3 separate regions of the Homo sapiens genome follow, and all the other regions are linked to region 3. Evidence: read pairs that join two places in POLR2A ChIA-PET (ENCODE). Cell type or tissue: OCI-LY7. All regions are shown on one strand.

What was found. Peaks named below come from ENCODE experiments on the same cell type or tissue, not always from the same donor. Only the 100,000 strongest peaks of a DNase experiment are listed, where the experiment ranks them.
Region 1: POLR2A ChIA-PET joins it to region 3 with 5 read pairs; 9 of 35 experiments call an interaction of 5 or more read pairs at or near these places.
Region 2: POLR2A ChIA-PET joins it to region 3 with 6 read pairs; 5 of 35 experiments call an interaction of 5 or more read pairs at or near these places.

What each region holds. Positions count from the first base shown.
Region 1 is chr4:71,003,511-71,006,010 of GRCh38, reverse strand. The region is part of intron 2 of DCK (deoxycytidine kinase); the gene reads right to left. Among named protein-coding and RNA genes, the nearest start is that of DCK, 11 kb to the right of the region's middle. RefSeq lists enhancers at 1,128-1,387, 1,080-1,776 and a silencer at 1,385-1,679. In OCI-LY7, a CTCF peak has its summit at 1,603 (motif pointing right); DNase peaks (open chromatin) are centred at 1,230 and 1,540; H3K4me3 peaks cover 2,278 bases; H3K27ac peaks cover 2,500 bases.
Region 2 is chr4:70,924,849-70,927,348 of GRCh38, reverse strand. The region is part of intron 1 of MOB1B (MOB kinase activator 1B); the gene reads right to left. Among named protein-coding and RNA genes, the nearest start is that of MOB1B, 24 kb to the right of the region's middle. In OCI-LY7, a CTCF peak has its summit at 1,714; DNase peaks (open chromatin) are centred at 958 and 1,770; H3K4me3 peaks cover 2,101 bases; H3K27ac peaks cover 2,357 bases.
Region 3 is chr4:70,679,584-70,682,083 of GRCh38, reverse strand. LOC101927297 (a long non-coding RNA gene) reads right to left here. Exons shown (of 4, transcript XR_938860.3): 3 at 485-585. Among named protein-coding and RNA genes, the nearest start is that of UTP3, 7.7 kb to the left of the region's middle. In OCI-LY7, no CTCF peak of the experiment used is centred here; DNase peaks (open chromatin) are centred at 173 and 1,503; H3K4me3 peaks cover 1,856 bases; H3K27ac peaks cover 2,500 bases.

The DNA of each region.
Region 1 (2,500 bases), 320 kb before region 3:
GGGATTACAGGCGCCCACCACCACGCCCAGCTAATTTTTGTATGTTTAGTGGAGACAGGGTTTCACCATGTTGGCCAGGCTGGTCTCGAACTCCTGACCTCAGGCGATCCACCTGCCTCGGCCTCCCAAAGGGCTGGGATTACAGGTGTGAGCCACCGCACCCGGCCTTATTTGCTTGTTTTTAAACAAAATGTGAAAAGACACTGAAGGGTTGGGCATAGTGGCTCAGGCCTGTAATCCAAACATTTTGGGAGGCTGAGGCAGGCGGATCACCTGAGGTCAGGAGTTTGGGCCCAGCCTGACCAACATGGAGAAACCCCATCTCTAGTAAAAAAAATTAGCCAGGCATGGTGGCCCATGCTTGTAATCCCAGCTACTTGGGAGGCTGAGGCAGGAGAATCGCTTGAACCCGGGAGGCGGAGGTTGTGGTGAGCCAAGATCGAGCCATTGCACTCCAGCCTGGGCAACAAAAGCGAAACTCCATCTCAAAAAAAAAAAAAAATTAGAAAAGACAATGAAGGAATTTAATTTGCTGTTAGATTTTTTAAAACTTTTATTATTTAACTTTTTAAAAACTTTTAGATTCCCAGGCAAGATGGCCAAATAGGAACAGCTCTGGTCTGCAGCTCCCAGTGAGACCAATGCAGAAGACGGGTGATTTCTGCATTTCCGACTGAAGTACCCAATTCATCTCATTGGGACTGGTTATACAGTGGGTGCAGCCCACAGAGGCCAAGCAGAAGCAGGGTGGGGCATCGCCTCACCTGGAAGGTGAAAGGGGTGGGGGAACTCCCTCCCCTAGCCAAGGGAAGCCTTGAGGGATGGTGCTATCCAGCCCAGATACTAGGCTTTTTCCCACAGTCTTCACAACCCGCAGACCAGGAGATTCCCTCGGGTGCCTACACAAGGGCCCTGGGTTTCAAGCACAAAACTGGACAGCCATTTGGGCAGACACGGAGTTAGCTGCAGGAGTTTTTTTTCATACCCCAGTGGTGCCTGGAATGCCAGCGAGACAGAACCGTTCACTCCCCTAGAAAGGGGGCTGAAGCCAGGGAGCCAAGGGGGCTGAAGCCAGGGAGCCAAGTGGTCTTGCTCAGCAGATCCCACCCCCACGGAGCCCAGCAAGCTAAGATCCACTGGCTTGAAATTCTCACTGCCAGCACAGCAGTCTGAAGTCAACCTGAGACACTGAAGCTTGGTGGGGGGAGGGGTGCCCGCCATTACTGAGACTTCAGTAGGTGGTTTTCCCCTCACAGTGTAAACAAAACCACCTGGAAGTTCAAGCTGGGCAGAGCCCACCACAGCTTGGCAAACCCCTGAAGCTAGACTGCCTCTCTAGATTCCTCCTCTCTGGGCAGGGCATCTCTGAAAGAAAGGCAGCAGCCCCCGTCAGGGACTTACAGATCAAACTCCCATCTCCCTGGGACAGAGCATCTGGGGGAAGGCGTGGCTGTGAGTGCAGCCTCAGCAGACTTAAACAATCCTGCCTGCTGGCTCTGAAGAGAGCAGTGGAACTCCCAGCGCAGCGCTCAAGCTCTGCTAAAGGACAGGCAGCATCCTCAAGTGGGTCCATGACCCCCATGCCTCCTGACTAGGACACAGCTCCCAGCAGGGGTCGGCAGACACCTCATATAAGAGAGCTCTGGCTAGCCTCTGGCAGGTGCCCCTCTGGGACAAAGCTTCCTGAGGAAGGAGCAGGCAGCAATCTTTGCTGTTCTGCAGCCTCCGCTGGTGATACCCAGGCAAACAGGATCTGCAGTGGACCTCCAGCAAACTCCAGCAGACTTGCAGCAGAGGGGCCTGACTGTTAGAAGGAAACTAACAAACAAAAAGCAATAGCATCAACATCAACAAAAAGGACAACCACGCAAAAACCCCATCTGAAGTTCACCAACATCAAAGACCAAAGGTAGATAAATCCACAAAGATGAAGAAAAGCCAGTGCAAAAAAGCTAAAAATTCCAAAAACCAGAATGTCTTTTCTCCTCCAAAGGACCACAACTCCTCGCCAGCAAGAGAACAAAGCTGGATGGAGAATAAGTGTGACGAATTGACAGAAGTAGGCCTCAGAAGGTGGGTTAATAACAAACTCCACTGAGCTAAAGCAGCACGTTCTAACCCAATGCAAGGAACTAAGAACCTTGATAAACGGTTACAGGAACTGCTAACTAGAATAACCAGTTTACAGAAGAACATAAATGACCTGATGGAGCTGAAAAACACAGCATGAGAACTTGGTGAAGCATACACAAGTATCAATAGCCGAATCGATTAAGTGGAAGAAAGGATATCAGAGATTGAAGAAAAACTTAATAAAAATAAAGCGTGAAGATAAGATTAGAGAAAACAGAATGAAAAGGAACAAACAAAGCCTCCCAAGAAATATGGGACTATGTGAAAAGACCAAACCTACGTTTGACTGGTATACCTGAAACTGACGAATGGAACCAAGTTGGAAAACACATTTCAGGATTATTATCCAGGAGAACTTCCCCAACCT
Region 2 (2,500 bases), 250 kb before region 3:
CAGGCTGGTCTCGAACTCCTGATCTCAGATGATCTGCCCACCTTAGCCTCCCAAAGTGCTGGGATTACAGGCATGAGCCACTGCGCCTGGCTGACAGCAATTTTTTTCTTTATATTCCTAATTTTTGATGAACACAGACTGCAATTATTTCACACATACACCCAAGAAAGTTTGTATACTCAATGCAATATCTTGCAGTGCAAGGGTCTTTAACCATCATTAGCCAGTGGACTTGGAACTGAGAGTTTAAAACAACCATTAAGGAGCACATCTATGTAACACGCTGGTCTCCAGTGCTAAGATTCTTGAGGACAGAGACCGCATCTTATTTCTTTTTTTTTTTTTCTTTTTTGAGACGGAGTCTTGCTCTGTTGCCCAGGCCGGAGTGCAGTGTCACAATCTCGGCTCACTGTAAGCTCCACCTCCTGAGTTTGCGCCATTCTCCTGCCTCAGCCTCCCAAGTAGATGGGACTACAGGCGCCCACCACCACGCCCGGCTAATTTTTTTGTATTTTTAGTAGAGACGGGGTTTCACCGTGTTAGCCAGGATGGTCTCGATCTCCTGACCTCATGATCCACCTCCCAAAATGCTGGGATTACAGGCGTGAGCCACTGCGCCCGGCACATCTTGTTTATTTCTAAACCCCTTCCTTTCTCCTCCCACCACCAGCAAGCACCTAACACTTCGCTTTTACACACAGGAGGTGTTCAATAAATGTTCATTTTATTATGCAATAATGCCATACATTTGTAAGACAGCTAAACAAAAAACTGGAATGCACAAACAGTTTATACACTGGGCTTGGGAATTTCATGAGTGGAGATAATGACAGTGTTTATACAGGACTCTGGTTTATGAAAAGCTTTCATATACATTCTGTCATTCAAGTCTCACATTAACCCAATGGAAGAAGCATTCGTTACCCTCCAGTAGGCAGAGGAAATAGAAACTAAGAAATTAAGTCATCTGCCCAAGGTCACATAGCTAGTGACAGACCAAAGACTCTGAATCTCGGATTTCCTCACTCATAGGCCACTGTTCTCTCCCATGACAATCTTCAGTTAATTAAAAAAAAAAAAAAAATGGCTGTAATCCCAGCACTTGGGAGGCCAAGGTGGACGGACTGCTTGAGCCCAGGAGTTCAAGACCACCTGGACAACATGGCAAAACCCTGTCTCTACAAAAGATACAAAAATTATCCAGGCATGGTGGCACACACCTAAAGTCCCGGCTACTCAGGAAGCTGAGGTGGAAGAATCACGAGCCCAGGAGGTTGAGGTTGCAGTGAGCTGAGAAGATACCACTGCATTCCAGCTTCGGTGACAGAGTGAGATCCTGTCACTCACACAAATAAGAAAATTATTGAAAACATATTTGCTAAGCAATGTCCTAATGTGCTGGGAAATAAAATGATGAACAAACCCTCAGTCCAGGAGGAGAAAACTTAGAATCCAGAAGGAGAAAAAAACACATTAAACAAGAAAATAATTGCAAGTGTGAAAGGACAGTACGGGGATCTACATTGAGGCTCCCTTATTGGGAATCTCTCAAAGACAGAACTGGTGTTATATTGAATCCAAGGATTTTTCTTATTCACCTTATCTCAAACCATTTAAATTAAATATACAGGCATCCACTTTGGAAGGTGCTTTCAAATCACCTAGGGATCTTATTAAAATGCATTATAATCCAATGATTAGGACCCGAAATCCTGCATTTCAAACATACTCCTAGGTGGTGCCAAAGATCCACACTTTGAGAGTCTACAGCAAACTTCTCAAGGATTATGGTTATGTAGAGACACTGATCCTCTCAATCCTGAGAGTACTTTCTGTCACCAGAGGACCAAGAGCAGTTTTTCTTCTGCTACATAAAATGACAGTGGTATTTTTCTTCCTTAATGTTAAGTGATATCAAAAAAGGCAAAGACATCACTAACAAGTATAGTTATCCCTAGACAACACCTTACAAATACATTCCCACTTGAAAGAAAGCTAAAATCAATAAAGCTCACCAGGCATGGTGGCTCATGCCCGTAATCCCAGCACTGTGGGAGCCTGAGGAGGGCAGATCACCAGAGGTCAGGCGTTCAAGACCAGCCTGGCCAATATGGTGAAACCCCGTCTCTACTAAAAATACAAAAATTAGCCGGGCACACACCTGTAAGTCTCTGCTACTCAGGAGGCTGAGGCAGGAGAATCACTTGAACCCAGGAGGTGGAGGTTGCAGTGAGCCCAGATTGCGCCATTGCACTCTGGCCTGAGTTACAGAGCAAGACTCCATCTCAAAAAAATAAAATAAAAATAAAATAAAATCAATAGAGCTCAACTAAAGCAAATTTTGGTTCCCAAATGTCTAGCTGTTTAAAATTGTAGTTTTTTTGTATAGTTTGGTTCTAACTATAATTAGAAATATAATTTTTAAAAAATGTTGGTTCTTCAACCCAAATGTCCATCAATGATAGACTGGATTAAGAAATTGTGGCACATATACACCATG
Region 3 (2,500 bases):
GGGAAAATGTATTCTTGGTGTTAGTACCTATCAATATATTTGGATAATTTAATATAACCCCAGAAACATGCTGAACTATTTTTGGATGCAAAAAAGAAAGAAAGATTATTTTTAGTTATAAGAAAGAAAATGGATGAAGTTTGCCATCTGCTTTCATTTCATCTAGTTTCATCTGTCAGAAACCACTTACTCTGAAACAAATATGTCACAGATTCTTTTTGCAAATAAGGTCTGTATCTATTTTAAGTCCCAAAAGTCCTAAAAGTGACTTGGAAGTAAAATATAGAGCTTCTACTGAAATATTTGGTAAATATTTGAAGCTTTTAATCTTTAATTTAACTTAATTTAAAATAACTGACTGGATGTTCCTCACCACAGATTTATGCTTTCTCCTTATTAGGGAAAATGAACTTAGTATGGCACTTACATATGATGTAAACACTCTGAATAGAAGAGTTAGAACAAGAAAATTGTATTTTCTTACCTACTTTTCCAACTAAATCTTTAGAGTTCCCTTTTGGTGTTCTTTCATATCCTTTTTTGGGGTGCCATCTGATATTGCTCTTTATGAACACCTCTCTGCATCTAGAAAACAGGTTTGGTAGCCTTCATTACAAAATGAAGAATTTAGTGAAATTACGACACTGCTTTCCCTTCCAAACTCTAATTCAACTAAAAACTTGGCAATTACTTTCTAAACATTATTTAATCCCTTTTAGTTTTTTCTTTTCATGGGAAAACTTGTAACTACAATTATTTTGATTTAAATATTGACCCAGTGATAATTATAGCTTTGGTGGTGAAGGTCTTTTGAAACACAGCCCATGTTAAAATTTTTTCTTTAGTCACCCCTCATTCTCTATAGAATCAAGTTCTTATCTCTAAGCCAATATTCAGGGCCTGCCTTTATCTGGCCCCAACTTATTTTTCCAGCTGCTTTCCCACTTTCATGAATTATATGTTCTAGCCAAACTATGTACTCATTTTTTTTTCTCTTTTTGAGATTTTTATTCTCTTGGCCTCTCTTTGGGCTGTCTCATATTTCAATGCTTATATGGCCTTCAAGGCCCAGCTAAGATTGTGTCTTCTCTAGGCTGTCTTCTCTGATATACTTCATTCTATTAACATCTAATAGTCCCTAACTCTTCCTTTCTTAGGGATTTCTAAACATTTTCTCCTTTGTGTTAAGACTAGTTATGTACTTGTCTTGGCCGGGCGTGGTGGCTCATGCCTGTAATCCCAGCACTTTGGAGGCCGAGGTGGGTGGATTGTTGGAGGCCAGGAGTTACAAAAATTAGCCTGGTGTGGTGGTGCATGCCTGTAGTCCCAGCTACTTGGGAGGCTGAGACAGGAGAATTGCTTGAATCCAAGAGGCAGAGGTTGCAGTGAGCTGCGATCACGCCACTGCACTCCAGCCTGGGCGACAGAGCGAGACTCCATCTCAAAAAAAAAAAAAAAAAAAAAAGATTTAAGCAGGGGCCAAGAAATGGGAAGTTAAGTTTTGTATATGTTTGATTTGAGGTGTCTGTGAAGCTATTTAAGTGTCTAGATGTCTTCTAGATGGTTTGATATATGGATCTCTTTAGAGAAAGAAATTTTTGATGTCTTTAAAATTCAGTTGAAACGTGGGACCATATTTGATATTTAACTAAAGGCAAATAAAATATAATTTTGGGTTGTTCTGACTTAAGTAACTAGCACACGTGAACTAGTAGACCAAAAGTGTTATACTACCTACCTGCTACTAGAGTTATAGGACTACATATCTCCAGGTGTCAAATTAAAAAGGCTTGGATTGGCTGGGCGCAGTGACTCATGCCTGTAATCCCAGCACTTTGGGAGGCCGAGGCAGGTGCATTGTTTGAGGCCAGGAATTCGAGAGCAGCCTGGCCCACATGGTGAAACCCCATCTCTACTAAAAATACAAAAATTAGCTGGGTGTGGTGGCCCAGACCTGTACTCCTAGCTACTCAGGAGGCTGAGGCAGGAGAATCATTTGAACCTGGGAGGCGGAGGTTGCAGTGAGCCAAGATTGCACCACTGCACTCCAGCCTGGGCAACAGAGTGAGACTCTGTCTCAAAAAAAAAAAAAAAAAAAAAAACCAAGCTCTGTTAAATTTCAATAAGGTATTAGAAATTATTAAAAATGACCTAAGAATTTAATAAGCTATTTGCAAATGTGATCTTGATCTATATCTATTTTGGGTAGAGATATATTATTTATGCTATGAGCAAAGGGGAATCATTGGAGGGTTTTAAACAGGGAAGGATTGGAAAATTGACAGAAGGAAGTTGGTGCAAGATGGTGATAGTCATCAGAGTGATGCGTTTTTGTGTCTAAATCAGGGTCCTGGGAATATGGATATGAAAAGTAGGCAGATCAAGAGCTAAGCATTATGCTAAAGTAATTGTTTATATGTTGTAGCCATGTTCTAGCATATTCCATGCTTTACACTTATCAATTTAATTTTCATCAATCTTGTGAAGTATGTACTACAGT